2 separate regions of the Mus musculus genome follow, and region 1 is linked to region 2. Evidence: chromatin contacts called from ENCODE Hi-C or POLR2A ChIA-PET data. All regions are on one chromosome and are shown on one strand. Each heading gives the region's core, a stretch centred on a gene start or an enhancer-like site at or near the end of the contact. The rest is flanking DNA. Distances are from core to core; before and after follow the strand shown.

Region 1 (2,700 bases), core at 173-2,672, 250 kb before region 2:
CCTTCACAAAGCTCTGCTTTATGCTGTAGTATGGATCAAAACCGGGCATGTGGGCAACCCCCGGGACTACATCTCCAACTCTCTTCTTTTTCTTTGTCTTTGTCCTTTTTTTTTTTTTTTTTTTTTTTTAAATACAGGATCTCATATAACTCTGACTTGATAGATAGCCAAGCTTGCCCAGTTGTGGTTTAAATGAGAATGGCCCTATTGGCTCATATATTTTGATGCTTGCTCCATATTTGCTGGAAGTATTAGAAGTGTGGCCTTGTTGGAGGAGGTGTGTCACTAGGGGTGGGACCTCAGGGGGTGCCATCTCCAGTTAGCTCTCTTTCTTCCTAGTACTTGTGGGCCAAGCTCTCAGCCTCTGCCCTAGTGCCACACCTTCCTTCCAGTTCCCACAATGATGATAGTAGGCTCCCCCTCCACATGTAAGCCCCATAATAAACACTTTCTTCTATGAGCTGTACTGGTTATGATGTCTTTTTACAGTAATAAAAAAAAAAAGAGCAACGAAGACAGCTAGCTGTCCTTGAACTCCCGATCCTCCTGCCTCTGCTCCGAAGTTCAGGGATCAGAGGCCTGAGCTGTCACCTAAGACTCGGTTTCTCTTTAAAAGCGAGTTCTGGTCGCTGTGTAAAGTAATGAGAGTATTTACCCTGGGGAATGAACACTTGTAAGTACTCTGTCAGACTGGGAAGTCTAATCAGGTTTGGGCTTTGCTGTTGCTATGGTTACCTAAGTCTACTATAGACCAGATTCTTTGAGCTGTGGGCTATTTCCATCTCGCACACAATGTCAGGCCTGAGATGCTGGAGAGTTTTCTCATTGTCCCTGTCCTATTCTGAGTTCTATCAGGCCCTGGCTGCCTTAGGCAAGCAGGTTTCTTTCTGTGTGCTCTTTTCCTGTGATGGTACAGGCCTTGCTGTCTACTCGTGGAGCCGGGAATCATTCTCAGGATTTCTTTGCGGGAGGTGGGGGGGGGGGGTGATTTTACACACACACACACACACACACACACACACACACAGGTGTGTGCTCTGGTTGCTGTGGAGAAACCGGATGCACTACGAGCCTCTGTTGGACCCCTAGCACCTTCCCTCCGTCCCCAGCTTCTTGAATTTTAGTCTTAAAATGCTCGTGCCTTCTGTGTCTCTTCTTTGCCATCCTCATTGGTACTCCGTCCAGTTCTACAGCTCCAGCTCTGGTCCACAAAGCTCTTACCTAAATCAGGCTACCTCTTTAACCTTTCGTTACACCGTGCTTTTTTATTTTTTTCTAAATCTGCCTCACCTTCCTTCCCTGAATTATTTTCAATTTTTTTTTCTTAAGACTAGATCTTATTACACATACAGCTGAGACTGGCCACAAATTTGTGTATCCAGACTAGACTCCAGCTTGAGGTCCTCCTGCCTGCACTCCCCAAGTGCCAGATTGCAGTGTGTAGACCACGCCCAGCTCTGTCTCCCTGTCTCCGCTTCAGCCGTACAGCCTCCACACCCCATCTCCGCCTAAGACTCAGTTTCCCTATCCCTGTTTCTCCCCACCGGTGATTGGATCTGGATCTGGTGTCCAGAAAGTGCCGTACCGCTGAGGTTTATCCCCAGGTTTGCTTGGTTTTTTTATTTTTTACAGGATATGTATAAGAGGTCCAAGATGGCCTTGAACATACTCGGTAGCCCAGGCGGGCAGCTGAGTCCGCAGCACCAGGTCCTTCCGTGCCTCCAGACCTGGCTTGCCCAGGAGACCCGTGCTGCACGGAGTCTAGCGCCCCCTTCCTTTCATTCGGCTCTCAAATGCCATCTTAGATCAAAGCCGTTCAACTCACCAGTTAGTCTAGACAATTTCCTGCCTTTCTTTCTTCTTCTAATTTTTACAATACGCAACACTGAGGTTTTTCGTTTTTTCTTTTCACTTAAGCAGTCTTTAATGAAAGCTGAGTGTAGCTCAAACATGATACTTCTGTCTCAGCTCTTTGGAAAGAGGGAAGACATGATCGTCTTCCGAACGTGAGGGGCACATTGACGTGATGTTTCTGGTTCTGTAGTGAGAAGTCACAAAAGGATTGCACTTGATTATGGCCGCTGCCACTTCATCAATGGCTGTTAAAAACCAGCACTGAGTAGTTTTACTCTTAGAATTAGTTGTCTGTGTTGCTTCCCTGTCCACGAGGCTGGGGGGGTGTGGTGTTCTAGCGTTCTCCTGCTCTTTCACTATGTTGCTGAGGCTGGCCCTGAACACATCCACTCAAGGCACCGTGTTGCCTCATTCTCCTGAGTAGCTAGAACTATAGGTGTATGCCACCACCTTTGTTTTTCAGTTCTTCAACAGAGTAATTTTTTTAAAAGGTTTATTTATTTAATCTATGTGACTTCACTGTAGCTGTCTTCAGACTCACCAGAAGAGGGCAACAGATGGTTGTGAGCCACCATGTAGTTGCTGGGAATTGAACTCAGGACCTCTGGAAGAACAATCCGTGCTCATAAACCCTAAGCCATCTATCTCTCCAGCTCAATAGGGTAATTCTTTAGAAGTTGGATAGATTTGGTGTTCTTGCAGCTTATCAGTTTCTAACTATAACATGTTATTTGTTACATGTATCCTGTAGCTGGCTTTTAAAATAATGTTAACATTTGTGTATCCAGACTTGTAAGAGGGAATAGTTCTTAATTTTCCTGTCTTTTTTTCTCTCTCTCATTCCTG
Region 2 (2,700 bases), core at 76-2,575:
CTTTGTCTCTTGAGATGTGTGTGTGTGTGTGAATGTATGTATGTGTGTGAGAGTGTGTGTGTATGAGTGTGTGAGACACTTGTGTTTGTGTGCATGTGTGTGTGTGAATGTGTGTGTTAGTGTGTGAGAGAAAGTATGTGAATGTATGTGTGAGTATATGTATATGAACATGTGTATGTGTGTGTGAGAATGTGTGTATGTGAATGTGTATATACCTGTGTGAGAGTGTGAGTGTATATGTATGTCAGAATGTATTTGTGTGTGCATGTATGAGAGTGTGTGTATGCGTGTGTGCAAGTGAGTGTTTTGTGTGTGTGTTTTGTGTGTGTGTGTGTGTGTATCAGAGGAGGATATCAAGTATCCTGCTCCGTCACTCTCTGTCCTGTTCCCTTGAGGCAAGGTCTCACTAAACCTGGAGCATGCAGCTTTGATTGCACTGGTTGGCTAGTGAGCTCTTGGGATCTGCCTGTCTCGACTCTGATGCTAGGGTTACTGGCTTCTTTGTGGGTGCTGAGGATTTGAACCCAGGACCTTATGTTTGTAGAACAGGTACTCTTACATGACAAGCCCTCTTCCCATCCCTTGAGGTGCATTGTTTTTCTTATTCTATGACCTTTATACCCAGCCCAGCAACAAGTTGGCTGAGCTAACAGTCCCCGAAATGGGATTGTTGAAAGGCCACATATATAAAGACTCAGTATCGAATGAAATTGTTTTGATCACATCCTGAAATTTATTTCAAAATTCTTCCTACAGACAGCAAGTCCTTTTTTGGTAAGTGTTCTTTTCTGACAAGAATGGCTATTTTATAAGTCAATGGGAAATATCAAAGGCCAGGAATTGAAGCCATCCGTGCATGATGAAAATCTACTTTATGGACTTTGTTTTGACAATGGTTTGGCCTTTAGATTTGGAGAAAACGTCAAAAACTTATTAAAAACAGGATATGAGAGAGAAGAAAAGGGGGGTGGGGAATTTTTTTTCCCTAACAATGACATGAGATGTCACCTGCTGCCTTTGGAAGTTGACACGCACACATATAAAAAGCACAGCAAGTAAATGAATGTGCTTGCTTGTAATGCTTGCTTGTAGTGTGATGGCTCTGTCCGTTATGCAGAGTGGGGGAGAAAGCCTTAGAAAGTGCGGTAGGCTATTGCCTTTGGACAAACTTCTCACGAATAATTCCAAAGCTCCAGATGGATTCTGAAAATTCCAGGAGTTTGGCTGACTCCTGTTCATTCACTCTGGGACCCTGAGAGATGAGTGGGGACTTGCTGCCTCCCTCCCCACAGTGCTGCCAACCCACAGTGCTTTAGCATATTAGCCTGTCAGCCTGCCAGCCCGGGCCTCTGAATGAGGCAGGAGGAGCCCAAACTTGTCTCTTCCAATTCTGACAAGGGGAAAGATAACGAGACAGTCCATAAAGGCATTGTTGTGTGAGGAGGTTAACATAACATTTGGGTGTGCTGATCGTTCCAGGAAAAGTAGCCAACGGATCTTGGGTGTGATTTGGGATGTTCCGTGTGAGAGACACACAGAGCCCAGTTCTGAGGCGATTGTTTTGTCAAGCTCTACGTGCTCAGGGGGTCAGAGAGGAGAGTTTGTCCTGGTTCAGGGAAAGGGCACAGTCATGTTAAAAAGAATGCTCAAAAAAAATTCATTAGGGTCACCAAAGATTGAAAAGGAAAATTATGTCAAGGAAACACAGCCTTTATTGTTTACAGTGGTGCCCTTCCCGGGTCCTCGGAGTCAAATGACTTACTCAGCTAAGTATTTAGGACCCATCTGCAAAAGCTCAGAGACTCCTCAGTTAGGCACACATGTGTGCAATCTGCAGCAGGCTTGACCAAACTGACACCTTTCAAGGAAGTAAGACAAAACAAAGGAGAGATTGAGGCTGCAGACAGAACACCTTTCTGTTAGTTTCTTACAACACTTAGGGTGCATTGTTCCCAGGACTGGGAGATATGCCACAGCGGTACACAGCATACAAAATCTGATGGGAAGAAATGAAAACAAGCCAACTTGTAACAGGCCAAATCAAGAGAAACAGCAAGCTAATACTTTCCTCTTCCTTTGACTGGGGTGGGGTGCACTGAAGAAGCACAGTAGTATCTAGAAGGGTTGGGGACTGGAGCCAGGCTGGCCGCACTCTTGCCTGCAACGGACAAAGCCTAGACTTTGAGTCTCAGCTCTGTATAAAATCAGATGTGCTGATACCAGCAAGAGGTAGAGGCAAAAGGATCAAGGTTATCCTTAGACATATGTAGAGTTCAAGGCCAGCTTGGGCTACATGAGAATGTTCTGAAAACCCAAACAAACAAACAAACAAAAAAACAAAACAGTGGCTAGAAGGAACAGAGGCAAATGTCTTCCCAGCTGCAGGCAAGCCTGAGGGCAAACAGGCCAACAGGGATAGCCTGCAGAGCCGGAACTTTTGGTATGTTAGTTCATGGTGGTGCCACAGGAATCCAAGGAAGTAAGACTTGTGCCAACAGGCCCAAAGAACTTGGGGAGACAAGGTGCATCCATCTCTCAAACCAGGGGAGGGAACCACTCTGCTCTACTGTTCCTAGAAGTCTTTGCAAAAGGAGTCCCAGACTGAAGAATTTGTTTGCAGACTCTAGGAAGGAGGCAGAGAACACTGTGGCCAGAGCATCAACTCAGACCCTCTCTCTGCCACTCACCTCTCTAAACCTC

Evidence for each region. A loop is a pair of places that touch in the nucleus more often than their neighbours do. ChIA-PET counts read pairs that join two places held with the same protein, here RNA polymerase II (POLR2A).
Region 1: a loop to region 2 is called in a map of v-Abl transformed pro-B cells, with 2.3 times the contacts of the local background. The contact joins two enhancer-like sites. A Hi-C loop is called at or near these places in 1 of 37 maps with a recorded cell type or tissue (v-Abl transformed pro-B cells). POLR2A ChIA-PET finds 5 or more read pairs at or near these places in 1 of 5 experiments (Patski).

Annotation. Positions count from the first base shown.
Region 1 is chr12:75,647,565-75,650,264 of GRCm38, reverse strand. All of the region lies in intron 1 of Wdr89 (WD repeat domain 89), which reads left to right. Among named protein-coding and RNA genes, the nearest start is that of Wdr89, 21 kb to the left of the region's middle. Within about 2 kb of position 1,422, at least 1 of the 3 ENCODE cell types and tissues checked has a DNase peak (open chromatin) inside an H3K27ac peak, as active enhancers do.
Region 2 is chr12:75,395,970-75,398,669 of GRCm38, reverse strand. The region is part of intron 4 of Rhoj (ras homolog family member J); the gene reads right to left. Among named protein-coding and RNA genes, the nearest start is that of Gm34613, 19 kb to the left of the region's middle. Within about 2 kb of position 1,325, at least 1 of the 3 ENCODE cell types and tissues checked has a DNase peak (open chromatin) inside an H3K27ac peak, as active enhancers do.